Regions from separate parts of the Mus musculus genome. Here region 1 is linked to region 2. The links are chromatin contacts, found by Hi-C or POLR2A ChIA-PET in ENCODE. All regions are on one chromosome and are shown on one strand. Each heading gives the region's core, a stretch centred on a gene start or an enhancer-like site at or near the end of the contact. The rest is flanking DNA. Distances are from core to core; before and after follow the strand shown. Region 1 has its middle 37 kb from the start of Socs3. Region 2 holds the start of Socs3 (suppressor of cytokine signaling 3).

Region 1 (2,700 bases), core at 118-2,617, 37 kb before region 2:
ACCGGGCGGGCTGGGGAAGCCTGGGTTCTGTTGTGGGCAGCTGCACAGCCAGCTGCCTCCCTTCCCGGTATGCGCGCGGGAAGTCACGGGTGGGGGCGGGTGGAGCCCTGCGCTCTGGGAGGGATCAGGTGGCTCAGTGGAGGCCAGGATGGGCCCTCTCCTGACTGGGAGAGCCCTTTCCATCACCCCAACCATAGAAGCTAGGCGGCTGTGTCCCTCAGGACAGAGACGTTTGTTGAGCATCTACTGACTGGGAGGTGCGTGGGTGCAATGGTCCAGAGGCAAGGGGGCAATTTCTCCCTTTCAGGAAAACACTTCAGAGATGCATTCATTCATTCATTCATTCATTCATTCATTCATTCATTCATCTTCCGTAGGCACTTTATTACTGGAATTGAATTTCATGTGTCCCTAAAAATCCAAAGTTAAAGGGGGTGTATAAAAATTAGGAAAAGGGTTGTGTTTCTTTCAATGTGAGTTGTGCATATGTCCCACCTTGGAGACTTGGGTTCCACACTGCCTCTTGGCTGGGCCTGCACTACAGAAAATATTCGTACCTCTCTGTGTATACTGTGTCTTAGGAGTCCCGGCCTCACAGCCCTTGGCACAGGATACCAAAGGGCAGAAGGGCTTCATAGAGAAGCAGGGGTCTGGGGTGCACATCTTCCACATATTACTGGTGAGTGACCTGGTCTCTCTGGGCCTATCCCTCCCCCTCCCGCTTCCATCACTCCTCCCCTCCCTCGGTAGAAGTGGAGCCCTGACTCTAGGCACAGGCAGATAGAAAAATAATCTCTTCTGTGGGTGTCCCTAAGAACACACACCAAAGAACTAGGCGGCTCCTGAAGTCTGAGGAAGACCCGCTTATTGTGATAGATGGCGGGTTCCCAGAAAGGGCAGTTGTTAGTAAAGTCCTCCTTGTGATTGAGAGGCTTATGGACACAAAGTAACCCAGGAGGCCTTATCCAAAGAGAAACGTAAAGAAACAAAAAGGCCAGTCAGTCAGTCAGTCAACACACATTAACTGTCAGCCGACTCTGTGCCAGATACTCTTGCAGGCTTTGGACAGACAAGAAGTTCACTCAGCAGCCTAGGAGCCTTCAAAGCCCTGTGTGTCACCCTCAGGAGTAGGTACCAAACATCTGTGGAGCACTGGGGTCACCTTCAGGCCAAGGATAAGGGGCCTCTTGGGATGAGGGAGGCCCAGCCCAGGACAAGGCTCAGGCCCAGAGCCAGGGGGCCACCCTGAGGTGTGGTGGCCCCTGGGCAAAGAGTGACTCAGGCTCCGCCCAGCCTCCCTAACTGGGCCTGGGTTTGGTTTGTTTAAGAACAAATTAGTCACAGCAGGCAGCTTTCCCGAAAATAAAATGAGAGTCCCCAGGAAGCAGGGAAGATTGGAGGCAGGCGAGTGAGTCAGCACGTGCTCCCCCAAGGGCTCCACTTTCCAAATATGAGACCTCCTCCCTCCTCCCTCCTGCTCCTCCTCCTCCCCAACCTGTTCCTCTGCAGCCTCTATCTCTCTTTTTCCGCCTCCTCTCCTGTCTCCCTCCACATCCCCTTCCCACCAGTTGGGCTCAGTCCTCAGGAGCACTCACTGTCCCTGTCCCTGTCCCTGTCCCTTCCTGGTCTCTCCTTCTCCTCCGTCCACCGCCCCCTCCCCCGCCCAGGCATTGGCTGCAAGAGGAAAGCAGGGAAGGCCTGGCCCTCCTCTTAGGACCCCTCCACCACTGGGAAGGAAGCCTTCAGGGTGCTGCCATATTGCAGACAGTGATGGTCATTACCTGGGAATAGGCGGGGGTGGGGGGTCACAGAAAGAGGGACCCTTAAAGACTCGGTGGGGCTGCAGGCCCCCTTCCTGGGCCTCCACTGGCCTGTGAAATCAGTCCTCTCTGAACTCTTTGATTTCTGCTGCCTAGGGAAGTCTTATGGGAACTGGGACTGGGGGCCAGTTTGGATTCAAAGAATGGGCTCTGGCCTAGCCTCTCTCCCTGCTTCTCTGGCAGCCTGTGAGAGAAGGTTTCACCCCATGGGAGGGAGCCAGCTCTCAGTTTGGAGGAGACTCTGGTCACATACCTTCACAGCCCAAACTCAGAGGGTCAGCAGCAAAGGTTCCTGACTGCAGGAAGGAGCCAGGCTTAGGAATGGCCCTTGATAAGTCACTGAGGACCTAGGACAGCTTTCCTACAGGATTCTAGAGTCTTCCTCCAGCCCCCTTTCAGCAGGTGAGAGCAATGCTCTCTCATTGCCCCTGGGAACTTCCGCCCCCCCCCCGCACCCCCGCACCCCTCTCCCCCGGGACCATCACTTCTAAGACTACCCCCAGGAGTCAGAGCAAGCAGCCCCAGGCCTAGGTCACTCGACTGGGCCGGGGTCCCTTGCCTCTCCCGTCTCTGTTCAGTCTCTGCTTGCATTTCTCAATGAATAATTTAGCTGTTTGAGTTACAGTAAAGAGCAGTACAGCTTCCCTCCCCAAATCGTTAAGAACTGATATGTTCGGCGTCTTGATTCCTTCTGAGGAAGAAAGTCCCTTTCCTAGCAAAACTGAGCCTTAACCAATATCTGTGACAGTAATAGGCTATTGATATAAATATATCATATATGTGTGTGTGTGTGTGTGTGTGTGTGTGTGTATGTGTGTGTGTGTGTGTGCTCTAAAAATTGACTGTAGTGTCAGCCACTGGTTCTTGGGAACAGGAAAGA
Region 2 (2,700 bases), core at 182-2,681:
CCCTCACACTGGATGCGTAGGTTCTTGGTCCCCGACTGGGTCTTGACGCTCAACGTGAAGAAGTGGCGCTGGTCCGAGCTGTCGCGGATAAGAAAGGTGCCCGCGGGCTCGGCGCTGAGCAGCAGGTTCGCCTCGCCGCCGGTCACGGCGCTCCAGTAGAATCCGCTCTCCTGCAGCTTGCGCACGGCGTTCACCACCAGCTGGTACTCGCTTTTGGAGCTGAAGGTCTTGAGGCGCAGGCTGGTGTCCAGGGGGCGGCTCATCCCGGCGGCGGGAAACTTGCTGTGGGTGACCATGGCGCACGGAGCCAGCGTGGATCTGCGCGGCGGTGGCTGCAGCTGCTTCGCGGCCTCCGCACAGCGGCCGCTACCGCATCCCGGGGAGCTGCAGAGAGCAAAGCGTGAGGCGCGTGAGTGCCCGGAACCCTCCAGCGTGCCCGGCCCTCCAGCCTCCGCCTAGCGCCCGGGGCACCCCTTTGCCCCGCTTTAGACCGTGTCTCAGGCCCAGCCACCTCGCGGAACTCGACTGTCCTCGGTCACTGCCGGCCAACCCCAGACAGTCTCTTCCCCTGCCCGCCCTAGGAGGACGCCCAGAGAAAACTCGCGCGTGGAAGTTGGGTCTCCAGGAGCGCGGCCAGGATGGGGAGAGACACAAGAGCCCTAGGGACGCTCAGGGCGCCTCTCAGTCCGGTGTCCTCAGTGGCGAGGGCGAAAAAAGGGGGGTGCCAAACCCGAGATATGTGAGAGAGGGGACAGGAGAAACCCGAGGGCCCCAGTCTGAGTATGACGGGAATCAGGGATCTTCGGTTCTCATCCGCTCTGCCCCCTACCTCGTCCCCTCCCTACCGGGAATGACCCGGGAAGGGGAGGAGAAACCGGGAAAAGCTCCCGAGCTGGACCGAGGCCCCCACCCTTCCCCACACCGCGCCCCTCCTTCCTACCTAGTCCCGAAGCGAAATCTCCGGCCTTGGGGCTGCGCCTCCTATGGTCCCCGAGGCGAGGCGGCGGCCAGCAGTGGCTCGCGCTGCGCCCAGATGTTGGCAGCCGTGAAGTCTACAAAGGGGCTCCCCGTGCGTGCGCCCCCTCTGGCTTCGCTGCTCCCCGGGCCGATGAGGCGCACTCCTGGGCGAATCAGGCAAAGGACCTGGGCGAGGGACCTCGACGGAGAGCTGGGCCGGGAAGGGGGCGTCCGGGAGCCCGGAGAGACAGCGGTCGTAAGAGCAGGCGAGTGTAGAGTCAGAGTTAGAGCCGCCTCGGAGGCCGCGCGCGCGGGTATTTACCCGGCCAGTACGCCCCGCCCCCCGATTCCTGGAACTGCCCGGCCGGTCTTCTTGTAATGTTTAGTCACTACTCTGCACTGAAAGGCTGTGCGCGGAGGGCGAGGGAGGGGCCGCGGAGGGCGGGCTTGGAGCTGGGGCCTCCAGGACCCGCCGAGACTCACCGAGAGGGAGACAAAGCGCGGCGCGAGGCTGCCCGACCGGCGGGCGCGGCGCCAGCCTTGGCCGAGCGTTCCTGGCAGCGGCCCCTCCCCCGCGCGCTCCGCCCCCAACTTCTCATTCACACTTTCCCCCCCCTCCCTTCTAAGAAGGCTGGTTTCTGGCAGAGGCGGGGGCGTCGCGATGGGAGCGCGCGGGCAGTTCTAGGAGGCCAGCCGGGAGAGGCTCCCTCCTGGCACCCCTTCCCTTTCTTTTGATCCCCGCGGGGACGCTCCCCTCCCTCTGCACCCAGGCCACTCCGAGGTCCTCATGTACAGTTCCAAGCATCCCGTGCCAACCAAAAGGGACGTAGGACCATTCAGCCACCAGCCCACTGGGGACCTAGGAAGTGGAGGAGGGGGATGCGCGACATTTACCTGTAGACAGGTCCAAAAGATGAAGCTGTGAGATCCAGAAGTGGAGGAGACACTGACTTAGAAGCAGCTACCTGGCCTCAGCTCATCCGCCCATTGCCTGGTTCTTCGGTGACAGACGTGGGTGCTGATGTCCTTTGGGGAGTGGGGTGGGAGGAGCAGCTAACTACTACCTTATCACTCATCTGGGCCTCCCAACCTGCGTGGCGAACTGTGGGTCCGCCCAGGTACTCTCGGCGCGGTGGGGGAGCTAGAGGAAAGAAACCCTCATCCCATGCTCGTCCCCCGAGTCCACCAGAGGGCGCGCTGGAGTCTTGTAGGCGAGCCGAGTTTTGCTGTTTCCCAGGCTCTGTATAGAGAGAATAAGAGGTTGTGGGGCTCCTTATTCAAGAACAGGAGTGGGGAACCCAGAGAGAGAAGCCTCACTTCCCAGGACAGGGTCAAACCTGAGAAGGAATGTCGACTAGGAGGACTGTCCACAGAGCGTTGTAACGGGTTCAGCCACTGCCTGAAAGTCGCTGAGGTGTCAGAATGGACCCTCTCTTGCCTCTACGTTTTAAGGTGTCTGAACTTTCCCGATGGTGGGGTGGAGAGGGAGTATTGATAAGAGCAGGTGATTGAGGTGAAAGGTTGTTTACTCCTGGTCACGTGAGTATCTATAAAGGCCTAGTGTCGAGTTTTGCAACAGGCAGCAGGAAGTGGCAGCCACCTGAGAACCAGCTAAGTGACACACAGTGTCTGCTCTCAGTGGGCTTTCTGACCTGCCCTCTTGGATACCACAGGCTTCTTGTAACACCAGTAGGAGGGCAAACTGACTACACAGAGTAGCTTGGGCTAGGAGGGAGGGCTGCC

Evidence for each region. A loop is a pair of places that touch in the nucleus more often than their neighbours do. ChIA-PET counts read pairs that join two places held with the same protein, here RNA polymerase II (POLR2A).
Region 1: a loop to region 2 is called in a map of left cerebral cortex, with 5 times the contacts of the local background. The contact joins the enhancer-like site here to the promoter of Socs3 in region 2. A Hi-C loop is called at or near these places in 13 of 37 maps with a recorded cell type or tissue (gastrocnemius, heart, left cerebral cortex and 1 more). POLR2A ChIA-PET finds 5 or more read pairs at or near these places in 5 of 5 experiments (Patski and embryonic stem cell).

Annotation. Positions count from the first base shown.
Region 1 is chr11:117,931,109-117,933,808 of GRCm38, forward strand. No RefSeq gene overlaps it. Among named protein-coding and RNA genes, the nearest start is that of Socs3, 37 kb to the right of the region's middle. Within about 2 kb of position 1,368, at least 2 of the 3 ENCODE cell types and tissues checked have a DNase peak (open chromatin) inside an H3K27ac peak, as active enhancers do; they include heart and left cerebral cortex, where a contact is called at or near this core.
Region 2 is chr11:117,967,935-117,970,634 of GRCm38, forward strand. Socs3 (suppressor of cytokine signaling 3) reads right to left here and starts at 1,432. Exons shown (of 2, transcript NM_007707.3): 1 at 941-1,432; 2 at 1-384. The coding sequence starts at 296.